2 separate regions of the Homo sapiens genome follow, and region 2 is linked to region 1. Evidence: chromatin loops called from intact Hi-C (ENCODE). Cell type or tissue: PC-9. All regions are shown on one strand.

What was found. Peaks named below come from ENCODE experiments on the same cell type or tissue, not always from the same donor. Only the 100,000 strongest peaks of a DNase experiment are listed, where the experiment ranks them.
Region 2: it touches region 1 in a loop (12-fold over the local background); 80 of 110 quality-filtered maps call a loop at or near these places.

The regions. Positions count from the first base shown.
Region 1 is chr1:224,920,660-224,925,659 of GRCh38, forward strand. The region is part of intron 1 of LOC105373109 (a long non-coding RNA gene); the gene reads right to left. It overlaps LOC124904524 (a long non-coding RNA gene), which reads right to left and starts at 3,577. Exons shown (of 2, transcript XR_007066899.1): 1 at 2,839-3,577; 2 at 1-2,084. In PC-9, a CTCF peak has its summit at 2,097 (motif pointing left); a DNase peak (open chromatin) is centred at 2,072.
Region 2 is chr1:224,511,554-224,516,553 of GRCh38, forward strand. It overlaps a transcript of CNIH3 not described here. Among named protein-coding and RNA genes, the nearest start is that of WDR26, 79 kb to the left of the region's middle. RefSeq lists a silencer at 4,060-4,264. In PC-9, CTCF peaks have their summits at 2,313 (motif pointing right) and 2,513; a DNase peak (open chromatin) is centred at 2,338; H3K27ac peaks cover 356 bases.

The sequences.
Region 1 (5,000 bases):
GTAATCCCCTGCACTTTGGGAGGCCGAAGTGGGCGGATCACCTGAAGTCGGGCGTTTAAGACCAGCCTGACCAACACAGAGAAACCCTGCCTCTACTAAAAATACAAAATTAGCCAGGTGTGTTGGCGCATGCCTGTAATCCCAGCTACTTGGGAGGCTGAGGCAGGAGAACTGCTTGAACCCGGGAGGCAGAGGTTTCAGTGAGCTGAGATCGTGCCACTACACTCCAGCCTGGGTAACAGAGCGAGACAGCATCTCAAAAAAACAAAAACAAAAACAAAAAAACCCCAAAACAAATAGCAATAATAAATGAATTTATATCTGTTTACAAACACAATTAATTCTATTGATCTATATTTTTCTGGTCTTTATGAAACCCATTGTTCCTTTTGTGATAGTGGGATAGGTTTAGACTACTTTGCTAACTTTTATCTTAAATTAAACATGCTTGATAAATATTTATACAGTGCCTACAGTTGCTAGGTACTGCAGGGGACACAAAGGAAATACATCTGCTTTTTTGTCCTTAAATATTGAGACTCACATAGAGACATAAAGATTCAGGTTCAGAAACTATTGTCTAGAGATTTCCATATATCTTCATTTGTGTCACCAGACAACCTTTCAAGATAGATAAACTACTTTAGGTAGATATTATAAGGTAGATAGAAAACCAAGGCCTAGCAGTTGACTTGTTAATGTCACACAGTAAGTGAAAAGACTGGGATCTGAAATATGTTCTTTTCAGTGCTAGTCTTACACTTTCAGCAAAATTCAAGGCAGAACAGGGTGAGTGACACAGTGCAAAGAAAATGCCATGGGAGTTTGCGGGAGGTCACACAGAAACTTCTAAAAATTTCCCCATAAGTGATAATAATTTCCCCATGTGGGCTTTACTTTCCTCTTAATAGCCTCCCGCCTGAGGACTTTTGACCCCATTATTCTAGTTATTTCTCTAAGAAGAGATAACTTTGGTAGGTATGCCTTCACTTCTTTGACCTGCTTCTCTCTTATGGTCTCTCATTCTTTTCACCTCTTTTTCCTCTGTATTCTGGGAGAACTGTTGGGGTTAAACTGCCACATCACTTATTCGCTTTCCTGCAGTAATAATTTTCCTCTGTACTGCCTTTAGTACGATTCAAATTCTTCCACAACATTTTTGGTTTCTCTTAAATTTTATTTTGCTAGCTTCTTTTTAAAATTCTGCCTGCATCCAAGTCTATTCTCTTCTTATGTCTCTGTTCCTATAGGAAGGCTGTATTTTCTTGGTTCCTTGGGAAAACCAAACAGATGTTTTCTAAAATTTTCTTCTATATCTTACAAAAAATATTTGTTTAGAGGGTGTTTTTCTTCTGAGTCTTTAGATTAAAAAATTTTCGAAACAAAGACAAGGTTGTATGAGTTACCTAACCGCACACAACCTCTTCATTAGAAAAATGATGTCAGTAATGGTACTCACCTCATACAATTGGTATGGTAAGTAAATGAATTAATACATGTGAAGTATTTGCAGTAGTCTGGGTCCAGTCAGGATACAGAAACCAGAGAGTAGGCTAAACTGGGAAAGGTTGATGTATAAATGTATCAACAAAAGGGTAACTATAGAATATAAGGAAACTACATGGTACCCTACGGTTGAGGGTGGCAGGAAAAAACAAACTTGGAAGGGGCTCAGACCTTGTTGGAGAAGATGTGATTCAGCCCACTGGATAGCAGAGAATTTTGTTGGCTTGGCCAGCCTGGAGCTGACCTGGGACTGCTGGGCAAGCAACAGGCCACCCTCTGGACTGCAGGCTTGCACCCAGCAGCCAGGGGTGTGGGTCTGCAGTGAGAGTCGGGTCATCTTCAGGGATAGGAGCCCTTCAGAGTACATGGGCTGTGTGGGTCTGTGGTGTCTGTGTCCCGAGGGCTGCAGAAAGGCTATTGCCAGGCCAAGTCTTCAAGGTCACAGAGAGACCAGTTCGAGGTCTGTACCTGGAGCAGGCTCTGCCAAAATGGCCTCACACCTATACTGCTAACTCCAGGTTATGCTGGAAAGGGCAGGAGCTCCTCTTCCTTTGACAATGTTCCTCTACTACCATCTACTGGAAAAAACATAACACTGCATTCACTTTAAATAGCTCGGGAATTTCATTATCACAGAGCTATAAACTGAAATGTGTATTCAAAGCTGAGCAATCCTATATTGATAACTGACACAGAACTTAAAATTGTGCCTGGCACATGGTAAATATCACATTGCTAGAGATAACATTTTGCTATTATTATTGCATTCTTTTCTTTGCTTAATAATCTTTGAATATAGAGACATCTATCCAGCTTGGTGTGGGCCAAGAGGCCAGGTATACTGAGTGCCTTTAGTTCTTCTCGGTACTAATTTGAGAGCTAGTAGATTCTCTCTCTCATATCTAGAATGAGCCTTAAGGTTGATGTAAACAATCCTTAGTCACCCTTATAGGCACTGATCTGATGAGCCTATACCCTACCCTTCTAGCTGATTTTCCTGATTATCAGAGGCTCATGTAGTTTGCAGTTTTTCTTTGTACAAATGTAAGTCAAAGATACAACTCCTTCACATGCCCAGCTCCCAGGGCCTGTTTTTTGGCCCTGCCCACAGTGCTTCCAAGATAGAATGCCTCATAAGATGTAATGCACCCTTTCCTCTGCTGGATGCTGTTGGTTCTGTGGCATCACAGGAGTTGCAGTCTCTGACTGGGTATGTGGGGACAGGGAAAGAGGTCATCAGTCTGCCTGAAGCATTAAATTATTCTGGTGCAGTGAAGACATAACTGTACAATTTTCTAGTCAGGCCATTCTAAAGACCAAACTTTTACCTACCTTCTTTGCAGCATTATATTTGCTCTTCTGTTTTAGAAGATGGGTAGCAGAGTTCAGGAACATATATCTCAGCCAACTGCCATACATTCCACTATTAATAGACTATCCCAATAGACTCTGGTTTCCAGAGTTGCAGCCACTGTTTGCCATTTTATGTATCATTTCAAAGATTTTTTTGAGAAGGTGAGAAAAAGGATATTAGAGAACATTAGCATGCCTTTTTTTCTTTTCTTTTAGAGATGAAGTCTCACTCACTATGTTGCTCAGGCTGGCCTTGAACTCCTGGGCTCAAGTGATCCTCCTGCCTCAGCCTCCCATGCCATTTTGTCAGAGGAGTTTTAACCAGAGCAACTCCAACTTAAATAGGGGTTGGGTAAAATAAGGCTAAGACTTACTGGGCTGCATTCCCAGACGGTTAGGCATTCTAGGTCACAGAATGAGACAGGAGGTCAGCACAAGATACAGGTCACAAAGACCTTGCTGACAAAACAGCTTGCAGTAAAGAAGCCAGCCAAAACCCATCAAAAACAAGATGGCGACAAGCGTGACCTCTGGTCGTCCTCCCTGCTACACTCCCACCAGCTCCATGACTGTTTACAAATGTCATGGAAATGTCAGGAAGTTACTCTGTATGGTCTAAAAAAAGGGGAGGTTTGAATAATCCATCCTTTGTTTAGCATATAATCAATAAACAACCATAAAAATGGGCAACCAGCAGCCTTTGGGGCTGCTCTGTCTATGGAGTAGCTATTCTTTCATTCCCTTATTTTCTTAATAAACTTGCTTTTGCTTTGCACTGTGAACTCGCCCTGAATTCTTTCTTGCACGAAACCCAAGAACCCTCTCTTGGAGTCTGGATCGGGACCCCTTTCCGATAACAACTTCTGTTAAATCATGAATTTTTCAAAGTATAAATAATAATAATAGCTACCATTTAATAAGTGCTTGCCATGTAGCAGCTGCCACCTTTTCTCATTTACCTTTAACGTGATACCATGCTGGAATTCAAATTCAGGTTACCATAACTACAAAGTCCATGTTCTATGTTATACTGTACAGCTATACTATTTTACATTTTCTTTTCTTTTTTTTTGGAGACAGAGTCTCGCTCAGTCACCCAGGCTGGAGTGCAGCCGCACCATCCTGGCTTACTGCAACCTCCACCTCCCAGGTGCAAAGGATTCTCCTGCCTCAGCCTCCTGCATAGCTGGGATTACAGGCGCCCACCACCACTCTCAGATAATTTTTGTATTTTTAGTAGAGACTGGGTTTCACCATGTTGGCCAAGCTGGCCTCAAACTCCTGGCCTCAAGCTATCCACCCACCTCAGCCTCCCAAAGTGCTGGCATTACATAGGCGTGAACCACCACCTATAATCTACTACAGACCCAACCTCTATTTTACATTTTCATTCCATATATTTTTTACTTTATTTTTTCCTAGGAAAAGCGTATGGGCTTTGTGATAGACAGAATAATCAGCACCCCAGAAGATATACATAATCCCTGAAACCTGTGACTGTTACGTTACATGACAAAAAATAAATAAATAAATAAGGTGGGGGGGGTGGGTGGGAGCTTTGTAGGTGTGATTGAGTTAAGGCTCTTGAATTAGGGGATTATCCTGGATTATCTGGGTAAGCCCTAAACGTAATCACACTTCCTTATAAGAGAGAAGCGGAAGAGATCTGGCATATAGGGGAGGATAAGGTAATGTGACCACAGATGCAGGGACTGGAGTGAAACAGCCACAAGCCAAAGAATGCCAGCAGCCACCAAAAGCAGGATGAGGCAAGGAATAGATTCTCCCTTGGAGCCTCTGCAGGCAGTGCAGCCCTGCAGGTGTCTGATTTCAGCTTAGTGGAACTAGTTTTAGACTTCTGGTTTACAGAACTGCGAGCATAACATTTTCTTGTTTTAAGAACAAATTTGTGGCCAGGCGCCATGGCTCACGCCTATAATCCCAGCACTTTGGGAGGCCGAGGCAGGCGGATCACCTGAAGTCAGAAATTCGAAACCAGTAACTCCGTCTCTACTAAAAATACAAAAATCAGCTGGGCGTGGTGGCGGGCACCTGTAATCCCAGCTACTCGAGAGGGTGAGGCAGGAGAATTGCTTGAACCTCAGAGGCGGAGGTTGCAGTGAGCTGAGATCACGCCATTG
Region 2 (5,000 bases), 410 kb before region 1:
AAATAAAAATATTATTTACTAGGCCAGGTGTGGTGGCTCATGCCTGTAATCCTAGCATGTTGGGAGGCTGAGGTGGGAAGATCATTTGAGGCTGGTTTGCAACCAGACTGGGCAACATAGCGAGACTCCTTGCCTATAAAAAATTAAGAGATTACCTGGGTGTGGTGGCATACACCTGTAGTCCCAGTTATTCAGGAGGCTGAAGTAGGAGGATCCTTTGAGTTTAGGAGGGCGAGGCTGCAGTGAGCTATGATCATGCCACTGCACTCCAACCTGGGTGACAGGACAAACCCTATCTCAAACAAAACAAATTTAAGAAAATTTTTAAAAGTTTGGAGCTGGCCAGGCATGGTGGCTCATGCCTGTAATCCCAGCACTTTGGGAGGCTGAGGCGGGTGGATCACCTGAGGTCAGGAGTTCGAGACCAGCCTGACCAACATGGAGAAACCCCGTCTCTACTAAAAATACAAAATTAGCTGGGCGTGGTGGCGCATGCCTGTAATCCTAGCTACTAGGGAGGCTGAGGCAGGAGAATCGCTTGAACCCTGGAGGTGGAGGTTGCAGTGAGCCGAGATCGTGCCATTGCACTCCAGCCTGGGCAACAAGAGTGAAACACCGTCTCAAAAAAAAAAAAAAGTTTGGAGCTAAGAATGGGCATGGTGGCTCATGCCTGTGATCCTAGCACTTTGAGAGGCCAAGGCAGAGGATCGCTTGAGGTCAGGAATTTGAGACTAGCCTGGGCAAGAAAGTCAGACCCATCTCTACAGAAAATTAAAAAATTAGCGAGGCATGGTGGTGCACGCCTGTAGTTCTAGCTACTTGGGAGGCTGAGGGGGAAATCAGTTGAGCCCAGGTGTTTGAGGTTACAGTGAACTATGATGGTGCCTCTGCACTTCAGCTGAGGCAACAGAGTGAGACCTTGTTTCAAAAACAAAAAAGAAAAAATGGAGCTATACAGAAAATACAGTAATGAATAGCCAGGTACCCATCAACCAAAATGAACAAATGTTGACATTTTTTACATTTAACAATTTTTATTTGCATTTAAAAGTATTTTTATCTAACAACATACCATGAGGTATATGTGGGCTTTAAACCTTGTTTGTTTTTAAAATAAAAGAAAGAACACATTTGTATTTCCTTCATCCCACCCACCCTGCCACCCCTCCAGCCCATTTACCTTCCTCCAGCCCCTGAGGTGGCTATTGTCATGGGTACGTGCCCTCCCTGTTCATGTGTGGGCCCATGTGTGGGTGGGTGTAGTTTATCTTCCCACGTGTATAGGGGAACTAAGCTAAAAATGATGTGAGTGAACACAGAATGGAGTTCAGAGTCAAGCTGACCAGGGTTGGAGACCTGGCTCTCCCGCTTTTGGCCTCTGTCCTTTGGCCTCTTTGAACCTGTTTACCCATCTGCAACGTGGCAATTATTAGCTTACAGCATTGCTGTTAACACTGGAGATAATGGTAAAGTGGCTGGCTTAATAAATGGTAACTGACATTATTAACCATTTCTGTTTTTATCTCTTTTTCTAGATGGAAAGCCCTTTGAGAGCAGAGACCCTGCCCGCAGCCTGTGTCCCTTTGTATAATTTACAATTTGTGCTACCTAGCTTTTTTTTTAAACAGTGGATCTTGCTCTGTCACTCAGGCTGGAGTGCAGTGGTGTGATCACAGCTCACAGCAGCCTAAACCTTCCAGATTCAAGCAATCATCCCACTGAGTAGCTGGGACTATAGGCACATACCACCACACCTGGTTAATTTTTTTTTTTAATTTTTGTAGAGTTGGGGGTGGGGGTGGGGGTGGGAGGGGGGGGGTCTCTCTATGTTGCTCAGGCTGGTCTCGAACTCCTGGACTCAACTGATCCTCCTGCCTCAGCTTCCCAAAGTGCTGGGATTACAGGTGTGAGCCCCTGGGCCTGGCCAGCTTGTTTCTTGAGGAAATGATTGCAATGCCCGAGCCCCACTTCCCAGCCTCAGTTCAGATGCACGTAAGGGCTGTTGCAAAAGCTGTGTTCTCAGTGCACCTGGAGGACACGGGGAACCATTTGGCTGAGGACAGAAGCAGTGATGAGAAGAGGCCCTTCGAATTTTCCCCCGGGTTCTGCTGTTGTCTATTCAAGTTACACATTAATTCAATATAGTGGCATGAAGGAGGAGACACAGAGCTACTTCATGGGATCTGTCTTCTTAACAGTCATGCATTATGCATTGCTGTTGTTTCAGGTGCGTTTTTGCAAGACTGCGCACTCACACGACCATTGAGAGGCTCACTTTGCAGTGGCCCTCCCAGGCCCTCCGTGGTTGGGTGTCCGTCTTTGTCAGAAAAGGGCCAGCAGGGGGCACCAAACCCGCACGTTTCTGCCGGGAGAGGGCGTCTGGGTGAGCGACAGGGCCTGAGGCTCACGTTCCTTCCCTCCCTTTGCTGATATTTGGACATTTCTTTCTACAGTAGTTTTAGACTCCCACAGCGGCAAGGCAGAGAGCTTTCTTTATTAAAGCAACAAACAAACAAACAAACACCCTTCTCCTTCAAACCTCATCTCCAACAGCAGCAGAAACTGTCATCACAAAAAGCCACTTCATTCATCTTCTTTTGATTTGCATTTGTTCATCTTAAATCAGGGGCCAGAGACCAAGAGGTATAAAATGATCTACCTGAACTGAACTGGAACATACTTGTCTAAGTCCTATTGTTTGCTATAAGGGCCTTACGATATTTTAGTTTATACGCATGCAGGTTAAGAATAATCATAGAGTTTCAGACCTGGGCACTAGATAAATATCATCTAGCCAGGGTTTCTGAGTCCACAGTTACACTCCAGCCCCCAGTTTTTGACATCTAAATCTGCACACTAGCTATATTATTTGTTTAGTATTTTAATATCTACTCCTGTAAAACTTACATAAGTTGATTTTAAAAAGACCACCATCATAAATGGAAAATTGCTATTTTTCAAATACATATTAAGATAAAGAATTAACATTAAAATAAGCTGGGCATAATGGCTCACACCTGTAATCCCAGCACTTTGGGAGGCTGAGGTGGGCGGATCACTTGAAGCCAGGAGTTCAAGAACAGCCTGAGCAGTATAGCAAAATCCTGTCTCTACGAAAAATACAAAAATTAACTGGGTGTGGTGGTGCGAGCCTGTAGTCCCAGCCACTTGGGAGGGTGTGGTGGCAGGATCACCTGAGCCCAGGGAGGTTGAGGCTGCAGTGAGCCGTGGTCATGCCACCGCATTCCAGCCTTGGCGAGAGTGAGACCCTGTCTCAAAAAACAAACAACAAAAACAAAACCCCCATTAAAACAGAAGCCCCTTCTCTGCCTCCCATACTACCTTACACTCCTTTATTTTGCCTGTGTGGAGCCTAGGCCAGAGAAGTGACTTGAATTGCCCCACATCTTGGTGAGCTGCAGAGCTGAGATTTAGCTGGGTACCTGTTCCTCTCTGGCACATGGCCATGACTAGGAAGGAACAGTTTTGTTAAACCAGCAGGTCTTACTCTTTGGAATGATCTTTGACAAAGTTTTAGTAGGCAGTGCCCACTTTTAATGTTTTTAGTGTTTTTCCTACTGCTTCTGGAAGGTGAAAGCCAAGAACAGGAGGGTCTGGGCGGGGGTCTAGGCTATTTACAGTGGCATTGATTTGATTACCACTCTTTAGCAGTGAAAAGTGTTGAGTATGCACTCCCAGCAGATGTATGCTTATTTATGTGTACTTTTGTACATGCATGACTGTACCAATATATTATGCTCATTGTAAAGTATACACAAATATTAACTCAAAAAATGGTAAAGAAAAGGAAAGCAGTATTTTAAAATGTCTTGTTAACTGCAATGGTTTCATTACTGTTGTCAGCTAATATCTTGAGCACAATTACACTTAGGGTTAGATTCCTCATTAGCAGCAGCACGCACCAAGCCATGTTTCAAAGACTCTTTTGGTAATTTGAAAACTTTTTGGCTGGCCTGTGAGATCTGATTATATTGTCTTGTTTGCCCTTGAAATATGGCTAACAACTTGTCAGGTCTGCCTCTTTCTTGCTGTTCATCTTGTTTTGCATTATTACTTCAATCCACAGTTTCTTTTTTGAAAAAAGCTTAAGCCTCTTGCCCACTTTGGGGATAGTTAAACATGGGATCCTCTCTGTAGTTCCACTTACCCAGGCTTGTCTATAACAGGCCACATCATGCTGAACAAGAGCCGAGAAGTAGAATCGCCAGTGTCAAGCCGTCCACGTTGTGGGATGCCCACTGTTCCCCCAGGATCACTCAAGACCCTGTGACTTGTGGTCACTGATGAGTGGACCAAGTGAAGGTACGAAGGTCGTTGCTTAGAGTGAATATTAATAAAGCTTAGCTTATTATGTGTTTAATTGTATAAAAATAAATACATGAACATTTTAGTATTTTCTTCTTGTACCCTCTGGATTGTGTTTTATGACCCACAAATGTAGAGAAAAAAATCCATGAACTGCCCAGGCGCGGTGGCTTACCCCTGTAATCCCAGCACTTTGGGAGGCCGAGGTGGGCAGATCATGAGGTCAAGAGATAGAGACCATTCTAGCCAACATGGTGAAACCCTGTCTCTACTAAAAATACAAAAATTAGCTGGGCATGGTGGCACGTGCCTGTAGTCCCAGCTACTTGAGAGGCTGAGGCAGGAGAATCGATCGAACCAGGAGGCGGAGGTTGCAGTGAGCCGAGATTGTGCCACTGCATTCCCGCCTGGCGACAAACCGAGACTCTGTCTCAAAAAAAAAAAAAAAAAAAAAAAAAAAAATCCATGCACTTCGGCTTGGCACATAAAGCCCTTCACAGCTCAACTTACCTTGCTGACTTCCTAGTCAACTCCAGGTGCTACCACTGGGCCACATCTATGGGCTTCCCACGAGACTATGAACCTTAGAGGGCAGGTATGGCATCTTATTCATCCTTGTGTTTTCAAAGCCTAGCTCAATGCTAGAGATGAAAATTTCCTAGATCTCAAAGCAA